Linked DNA regions of Homo sapiens: region 2 is linked to region 1. Evidence: chromatin contacts called from ENCODE Hi-C or POLR2A ChIA-PET data. All regions are on one chromosome and are shown on one strand. The core of a region is the stretch at or near the end of the contact, and the rest is flanking DNA. Distances in the headings are between cores, read along the strand shown.

Region 1 (4,252 bases), core at 722-3,221:
TATCCCAAGAACACAAGATTGATTTAACACTTTAAAATCAATCATTATACTCTATCATATTAATAGATCATCACGCAAAAAGATTCTCAATAGATGCAGAAAAAACAAAATCCAACTTTCATTCCTGATTAAAAAGACTCTCAGCAAACAAGAGAAAGGATAGTCTTTTCAACAGTCTGGAAAAAACTGATTATCCACATACACAAAAAATAAACATTGAATCATATCTCATACTATAAACCCAAATAAACTTAAAATAGGTAATAGACCCAAATGCAAACCTTTAAAACTCTAAAACCCTTGTGACTTTGGGTGAGGCAAAGATTTCTTATATATGACACCAAAAGCAGGATCCATAAAAGAAAAACATAAATTGGATTTCCTCAAAATTAAAAAATTCTGCTCTTTGAAAAACTGTTAAGAGAATGAACACACAATCCAAAGGCTTGGAGAAAGCATTTACAGATCACATATCTGATAAAGGACTTGTATCCAGAATATGCAACAAACTCCCAAACTCAATAATAAGAAAATAAACAACCCAATTAAAAGTGAGTAAAAGATTTGAACTCAACGCTTACTACAGGAGATGGAGAATAAACAGATGAAATGATGCTCAACATCATTGGCCAACAGGGAAACGCAAATTAAAACCACAGTTCCATCTATCACCACACACCTATTAGAGTATTTGAAATTAAAAAGACAAACCATACCAAGTGCTGGGGAGGATGTGGAATGTAAAACCATACAATCGCTTTGGCAGTTTCTTAAAAAGTTTCACATATGGCTACCGTGGCATCCAGCCACTCCACTCCTAGACATCTATTCAAGAGAAAGAAAAGCATTCATCCAAAGACTTGTGCACAATGTTCGGATCAGCTTTATCTGTAAGAGCCAACACCAGAAACAACCCAAATGCCCACCAGCAGGTGAATGGACACAAACTGTGGTACATTCATACACTGGAGTACCATGCAGCTGTAAAAGAAATACGCATTGACAAACCAAATGACGCAGGCAAATCTCAAAAATAATTGTGCTGAGTGAAAGAAGCTACACAAAAAGTACATATTATATGATTCCATTTGTGCAAATCATAGGAAATGCAAAGTAATCAGTAGTGACAGAATGCAGATCAGTGCTTGCCTGGGGATGAGGGAGGGCAGGGAGAGATGACCAAGAGGGAACCCGGGGTGTTCACTATGCTGATTGTGGTGATGGTTTCACAGGAGTATCCGAGTGTTAAAACGTACCAAATTGAAATATGTGGCTTACCGTCTGTCAATTACACCACAATAAGGCTACTTTTTGAAAACCATGAGGATGGCTCAGGTCCGGCTCAAATGCCCCCACCCTGCGTTCCTTCCTTGGGATGTCAGACGCTGGAGCTGGAGCAGAAGGGGACCTAGATGGGCGGAGATCTAGCCCTACTCACCCACTGGCCACGGGGTAGGCGAGGGACGCTCAGCAGGGGCTTCCCGCAGACCCAGGGTCTTCAAGCCCCAGAAGTCCTGATGCCAGAGGGAAGAGGGGATTTGCCCAGAGTGAGGGGCAGGGGCTGGACCCACAGCCCCTCCCGGCGCGCAGACCCCGCCCCCACCCATAACCACGCCCTCAGCCCCCACCACCTCGTCCTCAGCCCCACAACCACGCCCCCAGCATGCCACAATTACTCCCACAACCCGCCCACAGCCCCTGCGACCTGGGTCTTAGTACCAGCTCCATCTAAAGCCGCACCACCGGCCCCTCCCATGCCCCTCCCATGCCCCTCCCCCATCTCTTCCAGGCCCCGCCCTGCCGCAGAACCCGCCCTCAAGCCCCGCCCCCGCCTAACCACAAATCCCGTTCCGGTCTCCTTACATGCCCCGCCCCTTCCCCGCCCCCGCGGGGAATCGACACAGCCTGTCTCCGCCTTTCGCCCCGCCCCCTCCAGGCCCCGCCCCACCCCGCCCCTCGCCCGCGCAGGCCGGAGTCGCGGCCTCCCCAGCTAGTGGTCGCGGGCGCGGTCGCAGGGGCAGCGGGGTGGCCGCCGCGCCAGGCGTGGAGCTGGGTCTGGCGGGCTCCGAGAGGCCCGGGAGCGGCGCGCAGAGCAGCCTCCGGCCGCCGCCGCGCAGGTAAAGCCCCCGCCCAGCCCTGGGAGCGTGGATTCCCACCCACCCCATGACCATCCCCCCGCCGCGAGTGCTGGGGTCTCGGGGGTCCCAGGTTCCGGGGGTCCTAGGGCCGGAGGGTCTAAAGGCTGGAGGTCCTGGGGGTCCGAGCCTCTCCCGGCCGGCTCCGCGCGCGGCCCCGCCGTCCACGCCCAGCGCGGGCCGCGCGCACAGGGCTTGGCTTCTCTGTTTTCTCGGTTTCCTTCTTCAGGCAGTTGAAAGAAAAGGCGCGGTTCTGTGCCCGGTGCGAGCCGCGGCTCCTTTAGGGCTGGCAGGGAAGGGCTTGCTGGGTTATGACAGTTTTTAGGGGTTGTCGGAGTCAGCCAGGCGTTGGCTGCTGGAGTAGCCCCTGGCGCGCGAGCGCCCGCTGGTGCCCGGCCACGTGCCCAGCTTGACCCGCGCTCCAGGTTCGGGAGAAGCTGCAGCCGTCACCGTCCTCCTGGCGTCCACCCTGAGGAGGGAGGGGCTGGGTGGTCCAAGCCGCCGCCACTCCGCCGCCCGGCCTTTGGTCCCCAGCGGTGCTGTAGGTGGCCAGGGGTGGCCGCAGTGACCACCCACTGGGCCATGCGGAGCCCCCTGGCAGTGCCAGCTCCCTGCACTTGTGGGACGCTCCTCCCGGGCGCATTGGGAGTCTCCAGAAGTAAGTTACAGGCAGAGCTGTTTAAGGAGGCGTGCTCCCCACCCCAGACCCTTCAGTGGGCCCTCAACACCCTCCCCACCAGTGGACGCGTTTCCCAGGTGACCGCAGCCGGCAGTGCTGACCACCCTCCCTCCCTCTCCGCTCCCTCCTGCGTCTTCCCTTTCAGAGCTGCCAGAGTGGACTGCACTGCTTCTCCCAGCGGGGCAGGATGGCGGTTTCATGTCTGGTTGGATAAGGCCTTGCCTGCGGAAACCAGCTCCATCCCCAGGCCCTAGCAGAGGCTCGCGTGTCCCCGTCCCCAGGTCAGGTCAGGATGGGCACCGTGCGCCCACCTCGCCCCTCGCTCCTGCTGGTCTCCACCCGGGAGTCTTGTCTCTTCCTCCTCTTCTGCCTGCACCTGGGCGCCGCCTGCCCACAGCCCTGCCGGTGCCCTGACCACGCAGGGGCTGTGGCTGTCTTCTGCAGCTTGCGGGGCCTTCAGGAGGTCCCCGAGGACATCCCGGCCAACACCGTGCTCCTGAAGCTCGATGCCAACAAGATCTCCCACCTCCCGGACGGGGCCTTCCAGCACCTGCACCGGCTCAGGGAGCTGGATCTGTCTCACAACGCCATCGAGGCCATCGGCTCCGCCACCTTCGCGGGCCTGGCCGGGGGCCTGCGGCTGCTGGACCTGTCTTACAACCGCATCCAGAGGATCCCCAAGGACGCCCTGGGCAAACTCAGCGCCAAGATACGCCTGTCCCACAACCCCCTGCACTGCGAGTGCGCCCTGCAGGAGGCCCTGTGGGAGCTGAAGCTGGACCCCGACTCTGTGGACGAGATCGCCTGCCACACCTCAGTGCAGGAGGAGTTTGTGGGGAAGCCTCTGGTTCAGGCTCTGGATGCGGGTGCCAGCCTCTGCAGCGTCCCCCACAGGACCACAGACGTGGCCATGCTGGTCACCATGTTCGGCTGGTTCGCCATGGTGATCGCCTACGTCGTGTACTATGTGCGCCACAACCAGGAGGATGCCCGGAGGCACCTGGAGTACCTGAAGTCTCTGCCCAGCGCCCCCGCCTCCAAGGACCCCATCGGCCCGGGGCCCTAGCGCCTGTTCCGGCAGACCCCCGCCGGTGGCTGCTGTCACTTTTGTAGTAGGTGGTGACTGATGCTGCTTTTGCTCTTCCCTGAGGCAGGTGTCACAGCCATGTGTGCTCCCCACTGTTGCACTCAGGCACAGCAGCACCTCCAGGCTGGGTGGTTTTGCCACACATCCGTGTGACGGATGAGGAACCTGAAGCTTAGAGGAACGGAATGACTGCCCGTGACGATACCATCAGGAAATTATCCCAGTGGAACTTCAACCCGGGCTGTCCATCGTGACATTCCGCCTCCTTCCACCATGCCAGCCTCTCCCACACGGGGCCCTGCAGGCTGTGGATATGCACTCAGAGGACTAAGGGGGTGCTCTGCAAGCGAG
Region 2 (4,274 bases), core at 716-3,215, 420 kb after region 1:
ATAGCCCCTCTCTCCAAGGACAAGGGGCACGCAGACACCAAAGGCGCCTGGGCAGTGAATGCCAACATGACACGGCACCATTCTTCCTATTCCAAGGGGTCCCCAGTGAGAGAAACAACAGTCCACCCACCAGGACTTGGTGATTACCATAAGTGGAAGCAAGCAAGTGCAGCCTCCAAGTGCAGACACACCGAATGGCTTTTCAGCTGACACACCGAATGGCAGTTCCGGATTAATTCCCACACTGTCCACTCCACTCGTCCACACCCATCTCTGCACCCTTCAGCAGTGCAGAGCAGGAGGAATCACAGTCAAACAAAACCTCATGGTTGTTTTCCTGACACTCCCGCTTTCACAATGCAAGCAAACACACCCCCGAGCCACTGATACAGTTGCCAGTGAATCACACACTCTGCCTGCAGACGCCCATTCTGTTTGTGGAAACGTATTCACTGCACATTTGCGCTTAGAACTCAATCTGGGCCAAAAGTTCCCAGTACAGTCCCACTGGCCTCCTTGACTAACAAACTTCAAGGCAGCTGCATTGCTAACGTCACAAACCCTAAGCACACTTGGAGGCAGGTAAGAAGAAACACAAATAATCCTGCATCGGAATAAACATTCCATAAGGTCACAAAAAGAAAAGGTGCTCTACTATGCTAAACAGACACTGACAGAGCCTGGGCTAACAAGAGCTGAGAAAAGTATTAGCCCCTCAAGCTGGGCCCAGGTCAACCCTAATTGTAAGGGTCAGGAAACTGAAGTTAAGGTGGCACTATTCCCCACCACTAGTGGTCACCTGGAAACTCCACACACGGAAGCCAGCATGACATTGTGAAACAGGTCCAACCATGACACTCTCCAGCTTAGAACCTGCTGGATTTTCCCGCAGCCCACCAGGCCCTGGAGGCCCAGCCCCACAGGAAGCCACCCTCTATAAACACTGCCGGTTTCTGGAACTCTGAGTCTCCTGTCATGCACTTTCCTCCCCCAGCCCCCGCGCCCTCACTGCTTCTTTCTTGGTCAGCCTCCCGGGGACTCAGCTCCTCTTGGATAGGAGCTCTGGCTGTCGGTCACCACTGTGGCCGCAGGGCCTGGTGCAGACGGGATAAACGATGAAGAATGCCACCTGCGCGTCTGGACAGCGTAGAACCGCAATCAGCTTGCTTCAAAATCAGATGCTACAGCCTGGCTTTGGGGACGCCTTCCTTTCTAAGGCATAAGTGCGAGCGTTCGCTGCTGTGCGTGGAACTGCGGCCGGGAGGGAGTGGCGGCGTGAACGCCGGCGGCTGTAGAGACACACCGGCCGCGGCCCCATCACCCTGCAGGGGCCTGCGGCCGCCATCCCGGCCTGCCCCCGACCAGCTGTGCGACCTCGAACACGTCGTGAGCCGGCTTCCCGGCTCGGGATCGAACCCGAGGAGTGCTGTTTGGGGTCGCAGTGAGGCTAAGGGAGGCCGCAGGTGCCAAGCGTCCCGCCTGCCGGGCGAGGGCCAACCCGAGGCCACGCGCGAGGAGCGGCCGCAGCGACTGGACAAAACAAAGACAAAGACAAAGACGGCTCTTCCCCTGCCCGCGCCCCAGCCGCGACGGCAGCTCCCGCGGCCGCCAAACGGGCGTGACCCTCGAGGAGCCTCCGTCGGGGCGCTGCCTGCGACCGTGGGCCCAGGCCGCCCGCCGAGCCCAGCGCCCTGGCCGAAACCCCGACCCCGACCCCGACCTGGACCCACCAGCCGCCCCGCCCCCTTCGCGGCCCCGCCCGCCCCGGCGCCCTCACCAGCTCCGGGAGGCTCCTGCGCGGCGGCCACCGGGATGAGCAGCAGGAGCAGCGCGGCGCCACCGAGGCGCAACCTCCAGTACGGCGTCGGCCCGCGGGCCACTCCGGGCGCCATGGTCGGCCGGTCGCTCTATCAGTCAGTGGAGCGTTACAACTCCGACTCCAGCACAAGCGGTCTCCGCCCGGAACAGCCGCGGCGCCGGAAGTGGACCTGCGAGGTGGGGCCATGCGAGTGCGCAGCCTCAAAAAGCAGCTCGCCCCGCTCCCTCGCCATCTGCCCCGCCCCTCGCCAACGGGCTCGCCTCCCGGCGCGGCTGAGGTTCAGTGCGCCTGCGCGATAGAGGAAAGGAGCCTGGTAGCGAGGAGAGCGGCTGAGGCTCAGTGCGCCTGCGCGGCGCGGATGGGCGAGGCGTGACCGAGGGGCGAGGCGTGACCGAGGGGCGAGGCGTGACCGAGGGGCGAGGCGTGACCGAGGGGCGAGGCGTGACCGAGGGGCGAGGCGTGACCGAGGGGCTCGCCGCGGCTCCTGCGCCTGCGCGGCGGGGAACGGCGACCGGCTGAGGGGACTAGGGGAGCGCGGTGCTTCGGTGGCGGAGGTCACGGTGGCCTCCATCCTAAAGGGCTGCGGGCGTCCCGGACGGCGGTCCCAAGCGCTGCTCACGCTGCTCTTAAGTGAGCCCTGGACGAGGCGCGGTGGGCCCTCATAGTCCGCGCCGGCGCCCTCGCTCCACACCGCGGCGTCCGGCCCTGGGCTCCCGCCGATGTCCGCGTGGGACTTTTAGGGGATTTGTTTATTTTTGTACGTTAACCACACTAGAAACGGCCCCAGAATGGGCTGAAACGTGTGCTGCTGAAGCTGCCACCTAAACTCCCGAGAGAAGCGCCGTTTCTCCTCCATGGCTTCTCGCCGACGCCCTCGCTGCGGCCTTCCGGGCCCCTCGGTTGATAAAAGGACTAAATAGTGACGGACATTTTTAAGGCTACTTAAGAAATGGCAAAAATACATTTAGAGGTGTGAACCCGAACACACTGCGCGCTTTAAGCCCCGCGAGAGCCGGGGCCGCCCGCTTCTGTGCGCCCGTAGCTCCTTTCTCGGGTCCGGGATTCGCCGGTGCCGGGGACAGAAACCTCCTGCCTTCTTAGTTCATGACCCTTGTAGATGAACTTCCCTGTTTTCTGCACTGCTTAGACCAGAAGACGGGAAACCGTGACTGCCGCACCCTTCCCTGAAGCAGGCACTGCCCGTCGTCCATCAAACGCGAGGACTGCGCCCACCTCGTAGGAAGGACGCCGCGGTCCTGCTAAAAGCCTCCGCCTCTGCCTGCCCGAGGGCACCCTTCCCCTCCCCGCTTCCGAGGGCGGACTCCATTCCTCTGGAGCCGGTGTTTCCGGGTGGGCCAGCCTCCAACTGCCTTTGAATAACCCCCCCTTACATTAGATTCTGACCCTGTGGTGATTTTAGGTTGGGATTTGGGCGCCTGCAGATGGCTCCGAAGCCAGCCTCTTGTGATCCGAGCCACTTCTCTGGCACTCGGAGCGCTGGCACCCGCGGAGCGGCCTTGGTTCACCGGACCGCCTGGGAACCTGGCCGGGGTCTCTGGCAGCCTCCCAGGGCTGAGGTTCAGACTCTGTTCCGCCTACCCAGGTCCACACCTGATAGGGCTGGAGTTGAGGCTTGGTTTTAAGGCAAGAGTTTCGTTTGTTATTTCTCCAAAGAGTCAGCTGTTTGCAGGTGTGTGGTTAACACTATCCTTCGAGGTTAAGGTTTTGTTCGTCTTGCTAAAGTTTGCAACCTTTTTTGTCCTTCAGATTTGGAGAAGGGGAAAGCAGTTTCTCTTTGAAAAGAAGCAGCGAATCGTGGCTTAAGCAAAATTTGTAATCCTTAAAACTGGCCAGGCTCTGGAGCTGAGTTCAATTTGACATGTCTAAACTTTCTTCTTGAGTAACCAGATTTTCCCTTACAGTCTTTTGTCACTTAAGAGAACTCATAGGCAATCGTCCATCCAAAACAAGTCTTTCTCCTTCAGGGAGGACCCATCTTTGGAAACTCCAGCTGGTTTCCTGTGCAGTGCTTATGGTGCCACCTCTCGTTATATTTAGAAAAATGGTCTCACGTAACTTGAGAAAAAACATTTCAGTGACCAAAGCCGGGTACCATTGGAACACCAAGGTAATTTACTTGTTTGCTCAATTGGAAAACGCTGGCTCTAGGATAAAACGGAATCTTTGGGAGAGTTATTTTTTATGGTAGTTGGAAGCATCCAAAAGAAGTTCTAATAAAGGTATTTATGAGAGAAAAACAAAAATTATCTAAAATAATTTCTGAATTTAAAAAAGACTACTGAAATTTCTCCCCCTCCTCCCTCAGCTCCTTCTCTTTATCCTTTGTTGTCTGAATTACCTCGCCCAGACCCACCTTTCTTCCTCCTCCTCCTCCTGTTTTGGGGCCATTGCTCAAACAGCCAGTGTCTCTCATAGGGGACAACTATGTGCCCTA

Evidence for each region. A loop is a pair of places that touch in the nucleus more often than their neighbours do. ChIA-PET counts read pairs that join two places held with the same protein, here RNA polymerase II (POLR2A). Pooled maps may share reads with other maps.
Region 2: a loop to region 1 is called in a pooled map, with 20 times the contacts of the local background. The contact joins the promoter of PTTG1IP here to the promoter of LRRC3 in region 1. A Hi-C loop is called at or near these places in 9 of 50 pooled maps. POLR2A ChIA-PET finds 5 or more read pairs at or near these places in 3 of 52 experiments (HepG2, WTC11 and activated CD4-positive, alpha-beta T cell).

What each region holds. Positions count from the first base shown.
Region 1 is chr21:44,453,539-44,457,790 of GRCh38, forward strand. LRRC3 (leucine rich repeat containing 3) reads left to right here and starts at 1,972. Exons shown (of 2, transcript NM_030891.6): 1 at 1,972-2,117; 2 at 2,960-4,252. The coding sequence starts at 3,107. The coding sequence ends at 3,880. LRRC3-DT (LRRC3 divergent transcript) reads right to left here and starts at 1,746. Exons shown (of 4, transcript NR_047476.1): 1 at 1,706-1,746; 2 at 1,439-1,514. RefSeq lists an enhancer at 969-1,469 and silencers at 1,633-1,812, 1,901-2,330.
Region 2 is chr21:44,871,725-44,875,998 of GRCh38, forward strand. PTTG1IP (PTTG1 interacting protein) reads right to left here and starts at 1,966. Exons shown (of 6, transcript NM_004339.4): 1 at 1,778-1,966. The coding sequence starts at 1,892. RefSeq lists enhancers at 1,087-1,587, 1,588-2,088, 2,246-2,923 and a silencer at 1,680-2,329.